2 separate regions of the Homo sapiens genome follow, and region 1 is linked to region 2. A link is a contact called in ENCODE Hi-C or POLR2A ChIA-PET data. All regions are on one chromosome and are shown on one strand. The core of a region is the stretch at or near the end of the contact, and the rest is flanking DNA. Distances in the headings are between cores, read along the strand shown. Region 1 overlaps STAT5B (signal transducer and activator of transcription 5B). Region 2 overlaps STAT5A (signal transducer and activator of transcription 5A).

Evidence for each region. Hi-C counts contacts between places; a loop is a spot of excess contacts on that map. ChIA-PET counts read pairs that join two places held with the same protein, here RNA polymerase II (POLR2A). Pooled maps may share reads with other maps.
Region 1: a map of K562 shows a loop between it and region 2 (3-fold over the local background). The contact joins two enhancer-like sites. A Hi-C loop is called at or near these places in 12 of 168 maps with a recorded cell type or tissue (CD4-positive, alpha-beta T cell, CD4-positive, alpha-beta memory T cell, CD8-positive, alpha-beta T cell and 7 more), 10 of 37 single-sample maps with no recorded cell type and 20 of 50 pooled maps. POLR2A ChIA-PET finds 5 or more read pairs at or near these places in 22 of 52 experiments (A549, AG04449, B cell and 16 more).

The regions. Positions count from the first base shown.
Region 1 is chr17:42,226,231-42,230,143 of GRCh38, forward strand. STAT5B (signal transducer and activator of transcription 5B) reads right to left here. Exons shown (of 19, transcript NM_012448.4): 3 at 1,299-1,455. Among named protein-coding and RNA genes, the nearest start is that of GHDC, 34 kb to the left of the region's middle. Within about 2 kb of position 1,846, at least 2 of the 41 ENCODE cell types and tissues checked have a DNase peak (open chromatin) inside an H3K27ac peak, as active enhancers do.
Region 2 is chr17:42,311,486-42,315,581 of GRCh38, forward strand. STAT5A (signal transducer and activator of transcription 5A) reads left to right here. Exons shown (of 19, transcript NM_001288718.2): 19 at 1-458. It overlaps STAT3 (signal transducer and activator of transcription 3), which reads right to left. Exons shown (of 24, transcript NM_139276.3): 24 at 1,839-4,096. Among named protein-coding and RNA genes, the nearest start is that of STAT5A, 25 kb to the left of the region's middle. RefSeq lists silencers at 708-847, 918-1,017, 1,138-1,297. Within about 2 kb of position 1,251, at least 29 of the 41 ENCODE cell types and tissues checked have a DNase peak (open chromatin) inside an H3K27ac peak, as active enhancers do.

The DNA.
Region 1 (3,913 bases), core at 596-3,095, 85 kb before region 2:
AGCCTACATTAATTATTTTAAAATGCCAATGTAATGAAAGACAAAGTAAGGTTGCAAAATGGTTCCAGATTAAAGGAGATTAAAGAGACATGATGACTAGATGCAATATGTGATCTTGGGCTGGATTCTGGACTGCAGCGGGGAAAAATACCCTAAAGGACATGTTTGAATTAGTTGACAAAATGGAAATCCAGATGAGTACCTAAAAGTATTATATCAATGCTAAATTTAGTGAAGTTGATCAGTGTATTATAACCATGCAAGACAAGGTTCATTCTTAGAAAATGCACAGAGGGGCTGGGTGCGGTGGCTCATGCCTGTAATCCCAGCACTTTGGGAGGCCGAGGAGGGTGAATCACCTGAGGTCGGGAGTTCGAAACCAGCCTGACCAACATGGAGAAACCCCATCTCTACTAAAAATACAAAAATTAGGCGGGTGTGGTGGCATGCACCTGTAGTCCCAGCTACTTGGGAGGCTGAGGCAGGAGAATCACTTGAACCCGGGAGGTGGAGGTTGCGGTGAGCCGAGACCGCGCCACTGCACTCCAGCCTGGGCAACAAGAGTGAAACTCCATCTCAAAAAAAAAAAAAAAAAAAGACAATGCACAGAGGGACCGGGCATAGTGGCTCATGCCTATAATTTCAACACTTTGGGAGGCTGAGGTGGGCGGATCACCTGAGGTCAGGAGTTCAAGACCACTGTGGCCAACATGGCAAAACCCCGTCTCCACTAAAAATACCAAAAAAAAAAAAAAACTGCCAGGCATGGTGGCAGGAGCCTGTAATCCCAGCTACTTGAGAGGCTGAGGCAGAAGAATCGCTTGAACCCGGGAGGCAGAGGTTGCAGTGAGCTGAGATTGCTCCACTGCACTCCAGCCTGGGCGACAGAGCAAGACTCCGTCTCAAAAATAAATAAATAAATAAATAAATAAATAAATAAATAGAAAATGCACAGAGGTACTTACTGGTGCAGGGACACAAGGTATGCAACTTACTCTCCAGTGACTGAAAAACGTGTGTGTCGAGAGACAGCGAGGAGTATATGACAACATAAAAGTCAACAACAGGTGAATATGGGCATATGTGGGGAATCTTTGTATGATTCTTGTAACTTTCTGGAAGTATGAAATTATTCTCAAATAAAAAGTAAAAAAAAAAAAAAAGACCAAAACCACACAACAAGAACCTTATGCACGTGTAACTCAACAATGCTGGACTGAAGGAGAGAAAGAAAGTCTCTACAGGAAGAAGACCCCCAAGGGAAGGTAATTAAGTGTGACCCCAGAGCCCACACCCACCTGGAGCTGTGTGGCATAGTGCCCCAGCTTGATCTTCAGTAAAAACCCATCTTCCCCCACCTGGTGCTCTGCCTTCTTCTGCAGCTCCTGCACCAGGCCCTCCAGGAGCTGGGTGGCCTTAATGTTCTCCTGTGGATTATCAAGATCTACTGAGTCCCTAGGGGAAAAAAATTACATAATCTGTATACATACATGCACGTGAGCCTGTATAAATACAGCCTCAACACATCCTACTTTTTCTTCAACTAAAGTGATGTTTTTAATCCTCACTGCAAATTTTAAGAAACAGCCCAACAGAAATGGACTCAATGCCTATGTTAATCTATTTGTAATTTACTAAATAGTTGGATTATACAGTAGATTTCCTTCTTTTAAAAAAAAAAATTTTTAACAATGTGCTGCCCTTCTTCCTTTCTCTCAATGATGTGCTTGGTGCTTATGCTATTTGCTCCGAGAAATGCAAGGAAAAGGAAAGGGTTCTGTGTACTCTGAAGGAAATAAGGACTTGGATAATTTCCTATTTATAGTTACCCCTCATGGGTGTAAAGGAGGCACAAGGCCAAGACTCTTCTACATGTCCTTTCCAGCCTCAAGGAGTTTGGTATCTGTGGGTTTCTTAGGTAGAGACAGGTGAAACAAGTTATTGCTATTTCTAAGAAGCCCTGGAAATGAGACATTCAGGCAGAGGGTGCCTACAAGAATTTATACGAGTCAGACATTCATGTCACTAGTTGCAGACCCAGGACCTGAAGGCAATGCCAACTTTTCCAGTAAACAAGGAAAACCACGCTACAGACTTTGCATTGATTTCAAGCTACTGAACTGGTGACGGGGGTTGGATGGTCTCCCTCCCTCCTTTCTTTCCTTCTTTCCTTCTTTCCTTCCGTTCCTTCCTTCCTTTCTACTACTTAGGCAACAATTGACACTGGGAAGTACCAAATTACTTACTCACTGAAGAAACCAAACAGCTGTCGGACTGAAATAACATTCAATAACTGCTGACTGGGTCTGGAGCCAAACAAGATAGTGGTAGCTAAAAGGCTCTGCCATCCCTAAATCCCTGAAGATAGCAACTAATTTCAAAAAAGAGGCACCAACAAGTGTATCAAAACAGTGAGACCGGCCGGGCGTGGTGGCTCACGCCTGTGATCCTAGCATTTTGGGAGGCCGAGGCAGGCGGATTACCTGAGCTCAGGAGTTGGAGATCAGCCTGGGCAACACGGTGAAACCCCATCTCTACTAAAACACAAAAGAAATTATCCGGGCGTGGCGGCATGTGCCTGTAGTCCCAGCTACTTGGGAGGCTGAGGCAGGAGAACTGCTTGAACCCAGGAGGTGGAGGTTGCAGTGAGCCAAGATTGCGCCACTGCACTCCAGCCTGGGTGACAAAGCAAGATTCTCTCTACGAAAACATAACAAAACAAAACAAAAAAAGCAGTGATACCATAGTCCATCAAATAGTACACCCCAATCTGCGCCTTGAGAAGGCAGTTAAGGCAAGTCAGATTCTAAATATGTGTGCCCTATGTATTAAATAGAATACGTATTAAATGAAAGGCTGGAAGGAATGAGGGCAGCCCTGCACCTCTGTTTCAACTGGCAACAATGCCCTTGGTCTGGAAACCCACTCTTTTTCTTTGAGACGAAGTCTCACTCTGTCACCCAGGCTGGGATGCAGTAGCACGATCTTAGCTCACTGCAACCTCTGCCTCCCGGGTTCAAGTGATTCTCCTGCCTCAGCCTCCCAAGTAGCTGGAATTACAGGCGTGCACCACCACGCCTGGCTAATTTTTGTATTTTTAATAGAGACGGGGTTTTACCATGTTGGCCAGGCTGGTCTCAAACTCCTGATCTCAAGTGATCCACCCACCTCAGCCTCCCAAAGTGCTGGGATTACAGGCGTGAGCCACCGTGCCCGGCCAGGAGCCCACTCTTAAAAGGATCCAGTCTCTGAGCAAAACTCACAGAAGTCAGGTATTGGTTCTTTACTTGAAACCTTAATTCTCTGTTAAAAAAAAAAAAGACTTGCTTAGATGGCTTAAACATAAAGAACTAAAGATTTGGCTGGGCCCGGTGGCTCAAGCTTTTAATCCCAGCACTTTGGGAGGCCGAAATGGGCAGATCACAAGGTCAGGAGTTAGAGACCAGCCTGGCCAACATGATGAAACCCCGTCTCTATTAAAAATACAAAAATTAGCTCGGTGTGGTGGCGGGCACCTGCAGTCCCAGCTACTCGGGAAGCTGAGGCACGAGAATTGCTTGAACCCGGGAGGCGGAGATTGCAGTGAGCCGAGATCACGCCACTGCAGCCTGGTGACAGAGCGAGACTCCATCTCAAAAAAAAAAAAGAATTGAAAATTCTTCATTAAAATCTTTATATTCTGAAGAAAACCAAAGCTAAAAAATTTCAAGTTTTCCTTAATATCAACACAAGTCTTTTAATTCATTCAGTGAGAACACCAAATGAGAACTCTGCTAAGTGAAATCTGAAATTAACAGCAACTTCCTACTCATGTTTTTCTAAATCCTCCACATCAGAAAACAGGAGAGAAAATGAAAAGGGAGTGGAAAGCACTAAACGAGGTACAGCTGACATTCTCATATTTAGCTAATTT
Region 2 (4,096 bases), core at 1-2,500:
ACAAAGAGGTAGAAAAGATTGGGTCTAGGATATGGTGGGTGGACAGGGGCCCCGGGACTTGGAGGGTTGGTCCTCTTGCCTCCTGGAAAAAACAAAAACAAAAAACTGCAGTGAAAGACAAGCTGCAAATCAGCCATGTGCTGCGTGCCTGTGGAATCTGGAGTGAGGGGTAAAAGCTGATCTGGTTTGACTCCGCTGGAGGTGGGGCCTGGAGCAGGCCTTGCGCTGTTGCGTAACTGGCTGTGTTCTGGTGAGGCCTTGCTCCCAACCCCACACGCTCCTCCCTCTGAGGCTGTAGGACTCGCAGTCAGGGGCAGCTGACCATGGAAGATTGAGAGCCCAAGGTTTAAACTTCTCTGAAGGGAGGTGGGGATGAGAAGAGGGGTTTTTTTGTACTTTGTACAAAGACCACACATTTGTGTAAACAGTGTTTTGGAATAAAATATTTTTTTCATAAATTTGCTGCTATGGCTCCTGGTTGGGGCGTTGGTGGCCTCCCTGGGTGATGGGAACCCCTGGAGCTGGTTGTTCTGTTCCTTCCCGCGTGCATGCCTGATGCTGTCATTTTTAGTCTTAAATTTTAACTCTGCCCGCTTTGCTGTGGTTTTCAGGGTGCTGGCCACCCCTGGAATACTGTCAATGCTTCTCAGAAGGGTAAGGAGCCAGTTTAGGGGGCACAGATTCCTTAAAAAGCAGGGGACTCGAGGTTTGGGGAAATGATGGAGATGGGCGCGGGTGGGCAGAACTCTGACCCAGGCTTCTCCTTAGCAGCTGCTGCTCCCAGCAGCCTCGAAGCTGGCGGCTGAGGGCCCGGCGCCAAGATGCTTCTCAACCCTCGGGGCCAGGGGCAGTCCCAGAGCCGCAACAACCGTCCCATCCTCCTCCTTCCCAGAGACCAGCAGGTGGCACCACGCGGCTGCGCTGTTTTCAGCTGGCTGCCGGCGACTGTGCGAGGCGGAGGTGCAGCAAGCGGGACCGGCTCGCCCCGGCTGGACCCCCGCACTGCCGGCTGCAGCCAGTCCCTGCTGTCGCTGGGGCCCTTGGGCTCAGGGACGCGCGCTCCCTGGGCGGGGCTGGGAGCCAGGTTTGCGGGCAGGTTCCTTCTGAGCTCAGAGCTCAAGCGAGGGAGAGGGGCGGCGCGTGGGCCCCAAGAGGGAGGTGCAGGGGGCCCAGAGCAGGGGGAAGGCGGGGGTGGGAGAAGAGAGGAGGGGAGGGGACGGGCAGGTGCCACCGCCCCAGGGGGCTAATCTGATCCATCTCTGCGAGGGAAGGTGCTCGCTCGTAGCTCCCAGGCGCGGTCTCCAGGGCGCTGGGGCACGTGTAGGGGTGGGGAGAAGCCCTGTGGGCGCCCGCGTAGCTGAGGTTGGGGCGCCTTTCCCTGCATTATCACCGCTGGCTGCCGGGGGCCCTGCAGCCACCACCGGGTGTCTGCGTGTTGTCCCCGCTGGGTGAACTGAAGGGAAAGTGATAAAGGAGCCAACTGTGGAAGGGGAGGCCTTGGTGCGGTGGGAGTATCTACCCCCCACCCCGCTTAGGTGGCTTATCTGACCCCAGACAGGACGAGGCCGCTCTGGGGGGTAGGAGGGGGCCGGGGAGGGAGGCCTCCACTCTGACACCTTTCTGCCGTTGGACTATTGACCTCCTGCTCCTCCAGGCACCCCTTACCTCCGGGCTGGTGGCTAACATAAGGGGGTTGGCGGGGGGGATTAAGGCAACCACCTCCTCTCAAGACCCTTTCCGGCCCTTATCCCAGGCCCCACCTGTGTGTGAGGCCCCCTCAGAACTTATGCAGGGGAAAAGGAAGCCTCCACCAGCCAAACAGAGCTGCCATGCTATCAGACGGTTCCTATATAACGTTTATTTCTGGAAGTTAAAGTAGATACAGCAATATACCAAAAAAAAAAAAAAAAAAAAAAGACAAAAAACCTCACAATAATATAAATTTTTACACTATGAAGTACACATTGGAATTTGAATGCAGTGGCCAGGACAGCAGCTTATAAACCACCTTATAGGTAGGTAAGCAACCCACGGGATTCCCTCGGCTGGGCTGGGGATGGGGAGGGGGCAGTGGACAGGAAGCGGGCAGGGCCTGAGGACCCTGTTCTTTAATGGGCCACAACAGGGCTCAGCTCCTCTCAGAACTTTTGCTACAATCAGAGTTAAGACCAGATACATGCTACCTAAGGCCATGAACTTGACAATATCTGCTCCAGAGAAGCCCTGAACCCTCGCCCTAGGTCCCTATGATTTAAACCCAATGGTAAGCCCAAGTCTCACCTTTCTAAATATTCTGTTTATCAGTTAAGCTTATTATGTACTGAAGAGTGTTGCTGGAGAAGTAAGAGCTCTGCATGACACATCAACTGTCTCCAGGCAGGAGGACTGGGGCGAACCCTGTTCATCTTAGAGAAGGTCGTCTCCCCCTTAATTCAGAGACCAGCTAATTTGATTTAACAAACAGAATTCCACAGAAACTCTGATCAGCTGAGGCAAGGTGGTTTTGAGTTGCCAAATCCGGCCATGCCTCTGAGTCAGAGGCAGCCCATCCAGCACGTGCTAGGTGTTCCCATACGCACAGGAGAGGCGAGCTAGCCAGCCAAGGCGGGCAGGCGGGGAGGCCCTCTAGCTGTTCTGCCTCACCTGTGGGGCCCCAGCAGGGAGGAGTCACCAGCCTCAGAGGGAGGCCAGGTATACACCCTCATACGAGGGCAGACTCAAGTTTATCAGTAAGCCTTTGCCCTGCATGAACTGAATGAAGACGCCATTACAAGTGCCACTGGATATCACCAAGAAACTGGCTAAGAACCATATTCCCTGAGCTCAACCAGACACGTCGCTGGGGCCCCATAGTGTGCATCATGTCCAACCTGTAACTCTCTCCCCCTCTTCTTCCATGAGGTCCTGAGACCAGGATTCCTAAAACAAACAGGATGAGGGACCTTTAGACACGCAAGGAGACATGCCTCTAGCAGGATCAGGGGGACTGGGGTCGGGAGGGTGGGGCAGGAAGGAAGCCAGAATCAGAAGTATCCCAGCCCTGATAAGGCACCCACAGAAACAACCTAGCCTCTGAAACAGCAGATCAAGTCCAGGGAGAAAGGGAGTCAAGGTTGTAAGCACCCTCTGCCCAGCCTTACTCACTAAAAGGCCAATACATTACAAAGGAAAATAAGTCTATTTATAAAAAAAAGTCTAAAATGCTTAGATTCTCCTTAAACCTTCCTATTTCAACACCAAAGGCCAGGTTGCAGCTTCAGATGTCTTAAGGGTTTGACCTGAAGCCCGTTTCAGGGATTATATAAATTACCAGCCTGAAGGAAGCTGAATGCTTAAAGCACCAAGGAGGCTGTTAACTGAAGTTTCTTTTTTTTTTTTTTTTTTTTGAGACAGAGTCTCAGACTGTCGCCCAGGATGGAGTGCAGTGTGCAGTGGTGCAATTTTGGCTCACTGCAACCTCCGCCTCTCAGGTTCAAGCGATTCTCCTGCCTCAGCCTCCCGAGTAGCTGGGACTACAGGCGCCCACCACCACACCCAGCTAATTTTTTGTACTTTTAGTAGAGACGGGGTTTCACCGTGTTAGCCAGGATGGTCTTGATCTCCTGACCTTATGATCCGCCTCGGCCTCCCAAAGTGCTGGGATTACAGGCGTGAGCCACCATGCCCGGCTGCTTAAGTTTCTTAAATACAGAAAGGCTATGCTGATACAGTGTTTTTTGCCCTTTAATTGTTATTATTTCTTAATTTAAAAAGAAACCTAGGGCTTAGATAGTCCTATCTTCTATTTGGATGTCAGCAAGGTTAAAAAGTGCAATGCCAGGAGTATGTAGCTATAGGTGGCCTGTGGCATTTGCTTACAGAAACAGGCAGAAGGATGCCGCAGGCACCAGGAGGCACTTGTCTAAGAACAACAACAACAATAACAAAAAGCTGCTGAGAAAGGAGGGCAGGGGAACAAAACAACACAAGACATTTCCTTTTTCTCCCTCTAGCCACCCCCCGCCACATCCCCTGATCATGGGTCTCAGAGAACACATCCTTATTTGCATTTAGATAAAAGCAGATCACCCACATTCACTCATTTCTCTATTTTTAA